Linked DNA regions of Homo sapiens: region 2 is linked to region 1. The links are chromatin contacts, found by Hi-C in ENCODE. All regions are on one chromosome and are shown on one strand. Each heading gives the region's core, a stretch centred on a gene start or an enhancer-like site at or near the end of the contact. The rest is flanking DNA. Distances are from core to core; before and after follow the strand shown.

Region 1 (3,501 bases), core at 954-3,453:
AATGCCCATGATGATTCTACCAGAGCATTTTTTTTGATGTTGGAAAATCTTACAACATTCCCTGATAAGGCATGTTTCTGAAATGATTTCATAAAAATCGACAGTTTTGTATTAAAACAAGAAATAATTCAATTTCTGAGTGAAAGACTATGCACTACGTAAATCTTTCTTGAGGAATTTAGAGGGGTTTTTTTTTTCCCTTGCACCTGACTGGATATATAAACATAGCTAGAGTCTTGGCTAATAATAACATCACAATGTGTACAGACCCAGCGCTCTTCAATACCTTTGCAGAGTTATTTGTGTCGGAAAGGATTTTATCATAAGCACATTTCTTCTCTCAGTATCACATGATGCGCCATTGAATTTCCCATCATACAAACTTTCTAATCTCATTTACAGTCACAGAGGTTGAAAATAGATAACTAATCAGCATTTAAGTACCTTATAATCTGTAAGGTAAACCAGATATGGCTAGACTGGCAGTGGAACATTCCAGAGGTTGCGGACTAGGGGATCCTGACTCTAGTCCATTATTAATAAGTTCTGCGACTTCTACAGCCCCTGGATCTCACTGTGATTCAGATTCCATATGTGCAAATTGAGTTTGTTCCTCTAAGTTTCCCTCTAATCCTCATACAGTCAAATGAGTGTCATAATTCTAAATATTTCAGCTTAATTTACGACAGTGTCCTTACTCATGATTCAAGACAGACTGGGGCCACATATAGGATCGCTGTGGCCTTTTCTTTTCTCTTTTCTTTTCTTTCTTTCTTTTCTTTTCTTTCTTTTTTTTTTTTTTTTTTTTGAGACAGAGTCTTGCTCTGTCGCCCTGGCTGGATTGCAGTGGTGCTATCTCGGCTCACTGCAAACTCCGCCTCCCGGGTTCACGCCATTCTCCTGCCTCAGCCTCCCAAGTAGCTGGGACTACAGACGGCCACAAGCACGCCCAGCTAATTTTTTGTATTTTTAGTAGAGATGGGGTTTCACCGTGTTAGCCAGGATGGTCTCGATCTCCTGACCTCGTGATCCGCCTGCCTTGGCCTCCCAAAGTGCTGGGATTACAGGCATGAGCCACCGCGCCCGGCCGCTGTGGCCTTTTCTTAGCCTAGGAAATCTGTACTGGGAGATCTGCCAGTTTCCTTGGCCTTAATCTTCTTCAGTTCTAACAAATGTTCCCATAGTGACAAGTTGTATTAGAGTTGACGTGGGCTGCTTTCTTCCCATTCTATTCTGTTCTATTCCATGTATCTATTTATTTATTCTGTTTTACATTTAAATCTCATAGTGCTAAAGCAAACTTCTCTTCTGAGAATGCCTATTAGGCAGTTAGAGAACTGACCAAGTGACTAAATATAACTTTAAGACCTGACTTTGCTTGAGCTCTTCACCGGTTATTTAAATCTATTTAGAATTTAGCTATTTGGTTCATCTGATGGGTTGACAATTGACTTAATAATAGTTATCCTTTGTCATAGGATTCTTCTTTTTCATGAAGTATTCTGAGAGTGAAATTGGGGATAATAGGGCACTTGAGAATGGGGTTAGGGAACTGTAGATACCTGCAAATTTGCAAAATGCTGACAAACAAAAGAATGCAAACTAAAAAAGAATGGAGGCGATTTAGAAAGTTACATTTCTTTGACTCAAAGATAAGGCTTTACCAAGGAAAGCAGAAGGGTGGAATGGTTTCCTGTTTAAGTACTGGCTGAATAGGGTAGTCTGTGTGCCGTTTGTGAGAATGTTTCCTAACAGGAGGAAGTCTGCAACGCACTGCAAAACCTAACCTGATCATACAGTATTTGATACCCTCGGACACAAATCCAGGCCTAGCCAAACCTCAGCGTAACTTTGGCTCCCAGCCAGTTTGATTCCTGTAATATTATTCAGTGTGAAACGCCATCGACCAATTTTATTATTTTTAGAGAATAGGACGTGAACTGATAGCCAAATGGTAAATAAAACCCCACTCCCCCATCCAGTTTGTTGTGTACTGGGAAGCACTGGGTGTGCTGAAGAAACGACAAACAGCAGGGGTTTGATTCTTAAAACGTTCCTGTACTCTAGGTTTTTGTGTCATTGTTGTTGTGTTCCTTATTTCCTTTTTGCCATCAATGGTGGCAGTTATTGGATAGGCCTTGGCCAGCGCTCCAGGGCTGCTGCTTTGCCCAGTGACTGTATCTTTCCTGTTAGCATGCTGATCATACTTGGAAACTATGAGTCAGTGAAATGCAGCCGCTAGCAGTGGGGGTGGGTAGATTACTAGGGAAAGTGCAGCCAAGACTTCCTGTACCAACTCAGGGCCATTATCTTTGGGGGAAGGTAGGAACTCACTATGGCAATAGGAACACCTACATTCACCTGGCATTTGCTGTGTACTACATTGATTTAGGGAGGGTATAGGGGCACAAATTAAAAAAAAAAAAAAAAGAAAGAATTAAACCTTCTTTTGTAGACACCAGGGTGGAGCTTTGAGAGTCATGTTATAATATCCCTGTTATTGACACCTTCAACTTGCTATTAGTTGCTGAGACTCATTAACTATTCACATTTGTCTGCCCTCATTCAACTCCTAGCAACTGCAGTTACAGTCCTATTTAAAATAATAGAGTAAGATTGGTAACATTACTGATTTAACAGGAAATTAGAAGACTTACATTCATAGAGCTTAGGTAATTGACACCAACAGCACTTTTCTTGTAATTTATGCACTATGATTGATTTCATTCCCCTGCTAGCCCTAAAAGAATCTCTGAAGCATATTCAGCCATCAGATTACTGTGCAAAGGAATTAAATGAGTATTACCCTGCTATCTATTTCAGAGCTGGTAAAAAGTTTCTAAGTGGTTTGGAGCTCAGGAGTCAGTCTAAAATTATAATGCTATTATAAAAGAGTTCAGCTTTAGAGCATTTCTTTGTAAGTGACAACTGTGGATTCACATGAAAAGGGCTTATTACTGAAAACGAGGACAAAACTACAAGTAGGTCATTTGTTTATGATTTTAAGCGTATTTTTTTGTAAGCTATATATGTATTCCCCGGCTTACCCTAAAATACACTCACTAACCTATAACAGTTGTGTTATAAATGATCCATTTCCAGATGTTTATTTAGTGTGGTATTTGGATCATAATATATCGCCACGCTTCATGCTTCTCACCCTCCACAATATAATTAACAATGCTGAGTGCAAGAAGTCTGATAAATGAGGAGGAAATATATTATTTAAGCCATGTATTCTACTCTGGAAATTTCATGAAACACTGGCAAAGAAGAGGTAGTAAATCTACAATGTTCAAATAAATCATTATTATTATTATTATTATTATTATTATTTTATTTTGCTATTTATTGAGCAGAGTAGGCATGGTCTGGGATCTACCTGCTTATTTCTCTAGTTTCATGTTCTCTTTTGTGGGGCTGGGTCTAAGGAAACCAGTCTACACCCATAGGATTCTAGGACTCTGGGGCTCCTTGCACACAGCTCACAAGGGGACATGC
Region 2 (3,710 bases), core at 742-3,241, 390 kb before region 1:
TTAAGAAATATTGGAGGGGTCTGGAAGCAGACACTGGAACAGCAACCAAATCAGTGTTCAGGTATCCAGGAAGCTGTTTGGGGTGGGAGGGAGTAAGGCTTACGAGGGCGGCCTGACCCCCAGGACGCCACGGGTCGAGTCGAGGAGTTAATGCAGGATGTTGCTGACCAGCAAGAACTTGCAGAGGAGATTTTAACAACGATTTCAAGACCTGCAGGGTCTGGAAGAGTTTGACAAGAATGAGCTCATAGCGGAATTAGAAGAACTCATCTCACTTCAAAGCCATAGGGCTGCATCACTGCTTCCTCTACAGAGTCTGCACAGGGGAGGGGAAAACTGGCCGGGGCAGGGGGCAGTAAGCAGAGCAGCAGATGCCTGCTGTTTATGATGTTGAATTATATAAAATAAACTGTATTTGCAAATCCAACATTTAGCTTCTGGGCTAGATATCATAACTTCACTGCTGAATCCTCAATGGAAAGAGCCACTTGTTTGCACTTGAAGGTGTCTGAAAATGTCATCTCTGTCCTTTTAAGACAGGCAACTTGTTCCACGTTTCTCTGTCAGACTTGTATGGTACTGGAAGAAAAGCCATTTTTTAAAAGTCATAGACCTTCCCTTGTCCTTAGCTGTAATAATACATCTGATTTTGGTTTCCTAAAGAGTTGTATTTCTCTTCAACCCTGTATGTACCTCTCTTGCCCACTCCTCATTCCCACTCCACTGGTCTTTCGGAGTTTGTGATTCTTATTTGAAATTGACAATATTCTCTTGAGAGCAAGTAAGATTGTTAGAATTAAATTGCAGCCATAGAGTTTTTAAATATAATTCTAAGGTCCTTGAGGCTGTTTGTAGTAACTGCTAGATAACTTGTTGGAAACATGTGCACACATTTGTATTCAAATGAAATTATAGTTTGCACTATCATCTATTAAATATCTTGATTAATTTTTTAAGAAAAGGAAAATATTGGAAAACCCCAAAAAGCAATTTTATTTTGTTTATTTATTTATTTATTTTGAGACGGAGTCTCGCTCTATTGCCCAGGCTGGAGTACAGTGGCTCAATCTCGGCTCACTGCAACCTCTGCCTCCCAGGTTCAGGTGATTCTCCTGCCTCAGCCTCCCGAGCAGCTGGGATTACAGACACATGCCACCATGCCTGGCTATTTTTTTTATTTTTGGTAAAGACAGGGTTTCACCATGTTGGCCAGGCTGGTCTTGAACTCCTTACCTCAAGTGATCTGCCTGCCTCAGCTTCCCAAAGTGCTGGGATTACAGGTATGAGCCACCATGCCTGGCCCAGATAGCAATTTTTAAAAACTTAGATGCATAATAGCAAAACGGAGAGTCATGTGGCTAATCAGCATGCTTCCATAAACACAAAGAATTCCAAAGATGATAATCCTGACACCAACATCATCAGTATTAAGGTTCTTCTAGTAATAAGGAATAAATACAAACTCTGGCTAGATTCAGAGAGATACGAGAGGAGAAAGGGGGAGAATGAATTTACTGGAAGGACACTGGAAGGAGTTCGTAAAGCTCTAGGGGCTTGAAGGGTAATTTCCTGTAGAGCATTGATTTTCAACCTTGATTACATAATAGAATCACACGGGTAACTGTAAAAAAAAAGAAAAAAGTAATGCACTGACTCCACTCAGACAAATTACATCAGAATCTCAAGGGGTAGGGCCCTTGAATAAGTATATTTTAAAAGCTTTCCAGCTGATTTTAATGCATAGCCAGGGATTGAGAACTACTCCTCTGGAATGTTAGAATTAACACCCCTCAATCTTTATGACTCCCTGGTCCAATGCTTTTAGCTCAAAATTCCAAAATTCCCAGGAGAGAGATGTAAGTGGCCCAGTTTACATTCATAGGATACCACTGAACAAATTTAGCCACTGCCAAGTAAACAAGGTCATATTGGACCAGACACAGCCGCTGGGAGTCCATGTCTGTGGGTCAGGGCAGGTTGAATTACTGTGAGCTGGGCAGCCACCCAGAAAGTGTCTATTACACCACCCATGGGTGTGATGGGAAGTTTCATGCTTAACCAGTACTCCCTTCTTCTCTGAGAACACACAGATAAAATGACAAGACAGAGTCCAGATTCCAGTAGGGCAGCCCAGGGTGACACCGAAGGGACTGCAGAGATGCTTCGTACACCCCAGCCAGTGAATGAATCCTCCTATGTTCATTCATTCAAACACCAATGTCACCTGGTAAAAGTTCTGGGTTAGAGATAGAAAAGAATGATTTGTAATTACTGTAACAAAGTGTAAGTCTCTGATCTGCTCACCTTGTAAATGTGCAAGAGCAGCTTAAGCAATAAAAGAAAAGCTCTTAAGTACATAAATCTTTCCTAGACGAGCTAGTTTATGCCAATGGTAATTTAACAGGCCGTCTTCTTCCCTAAGTAGTGTCAAGATAAACTTCAATCTGAATTTAGTTCTAACACAAAGTTGGAATTAAAGAAATTCAACCTAACTTTTTTAATGTAATAAATAAACAACTATTCCAGCTGTGACATAGATATTAAAGGGAAACACATTGCGTATGTAGAATAATTTACAAATCGAAAACAGTATATATACTTCAGAACACAAGCAAATGAGAAGTACCTGCAAAGCGTGCAGCACCAGGAGAAATCAAGGTGAGACAGCTGCTGCTTTCAAGACAGCCACCAGTTTGAATGGGTAACCAAACCTACACTCAAAGAGACAGTCAAGTATCTCAAGAGAGCATGCAATTCAGAGTCAGAATGAATGATTCATTGGTAAGGGCCACATGAGTACACCAAAATCCAGAGTAGTTTTGAATCATGAGCCCAGCCCTGGCCCCAGAGGTCTCTCACAGTAGACCATGGAATGGGCTGGTCAATCTCATTAACATCCCACTGGAATCCAAAACACACAAAAGCCTAGGGATCATGAAGGAAAAGCTGTATATTCATACTGCTTTCAGTGTGGTTCGGGAGAAAAGAGAGAAAACAGCAGAGCCCTGAAGTATCAGGTAAAGCATATAAGGGACTGTCACACAATACAGTCATCTTTGTTTGGATTCTTCCATAAGCAGAGCTTGAGACAAGGAATTTGAGTGCAAGTAATTTATTTGATAGGTGAAGGAAAACATGAGTAGGGGCATGGGGACCTGAGACCGGGAGGAGAAGACAGATAATATAGGATGCGTCATCAAGTGGGTTACCCCTATGAGCAATTGGATCTTTTTTTTATTTTTATTTTTTGTATTATACTTTAAGTTCTAGGGTACATATGCACAACGTGCAGGTTTGTTACATAGGTATACATGTGACTTGTTGGTGTGCTGCACCCATTAACTCGTCATTTACATTAGGTATATCTCCTAATGCTATCCCTCCCCCCTCCCCCCACTCCACCACAGGCCCCGGTGTGTGATGTTCCCCATCCTGTGTCCAAGTGTTCTCATTGTTCAATTCCTGCCTATGAGTGAGAACATGCGGTGTTTGGTTTTCTGTCCATGCAATAGTTGAGAAATTGGGTCTTAATGCTGCTAGGGAGAAAAATCTAGGTGAAGAACACACAGTCAGAATGATCCCACCCAGGGTGAGGGATCTAGGGTATGTATACACCAACAGCCATTAGTGATTGGTAGAGGGGTGCTGTAGGGGAAAACAGGAAGGTGTTAATAACCTGGCAATTTGGCCAGGCACGGAGCCTCACGCCT

The links. A loop is a pair of places that touch in the nucleus more often than their neighbours do. Pooled maps may share reads with other maps.
Region 2: a loop to region 1 is called in a map of psoas muscle, with 3 times the contacts of the local background. The contact joins two enhancer-like sites. A Hi-C loop is called at or near these places in 4 of 168 maps with a recorded cell type or tissue (PC-9, cardiac septum, gastrocnemius medialis and 1 more) and 9 of 50 pooled maps.

The regions. Positions count from the first base shown.
Region 1 is chr3:177,343,593-177,347,093 of GRCh38, forward strand. No RefSeq gene overlaps it. Among named protein-coding and RNA genes, the nearest start is that of LINC00501, 51 kb to the left of the region's middle. RefSeq lists enhancers at 939-1,458, 1,979-2,496. Within about 2 kb of position 2,204, at least 34 of the 41 ENCODE cell types and tissues checked have a DNase peak (open chromatin) inside an H3K27ac peak, as active enhancers do; they include gastrocnemius medialis and psoas muscle, where a contact is called at or near this core.
Region 2 is chr3:176,951,905-176,955,614 of GRCh38, forward strand. No RefSeq gene overlaps it. Among named protein-coding and RNA genes, the nearest start is that of TBL1XR1-AS1, 84 kb to the right of the region's middle. Within about 2 kb of position 1,992, at least 4 of the 41 ENCODE cell types and tissues checked have a DNase peak (open chromatin) inside an H3K27ac peak, as active enhancers do; they include gastrocnemius medialis and psoas muscle, where a contact is called at or near this core.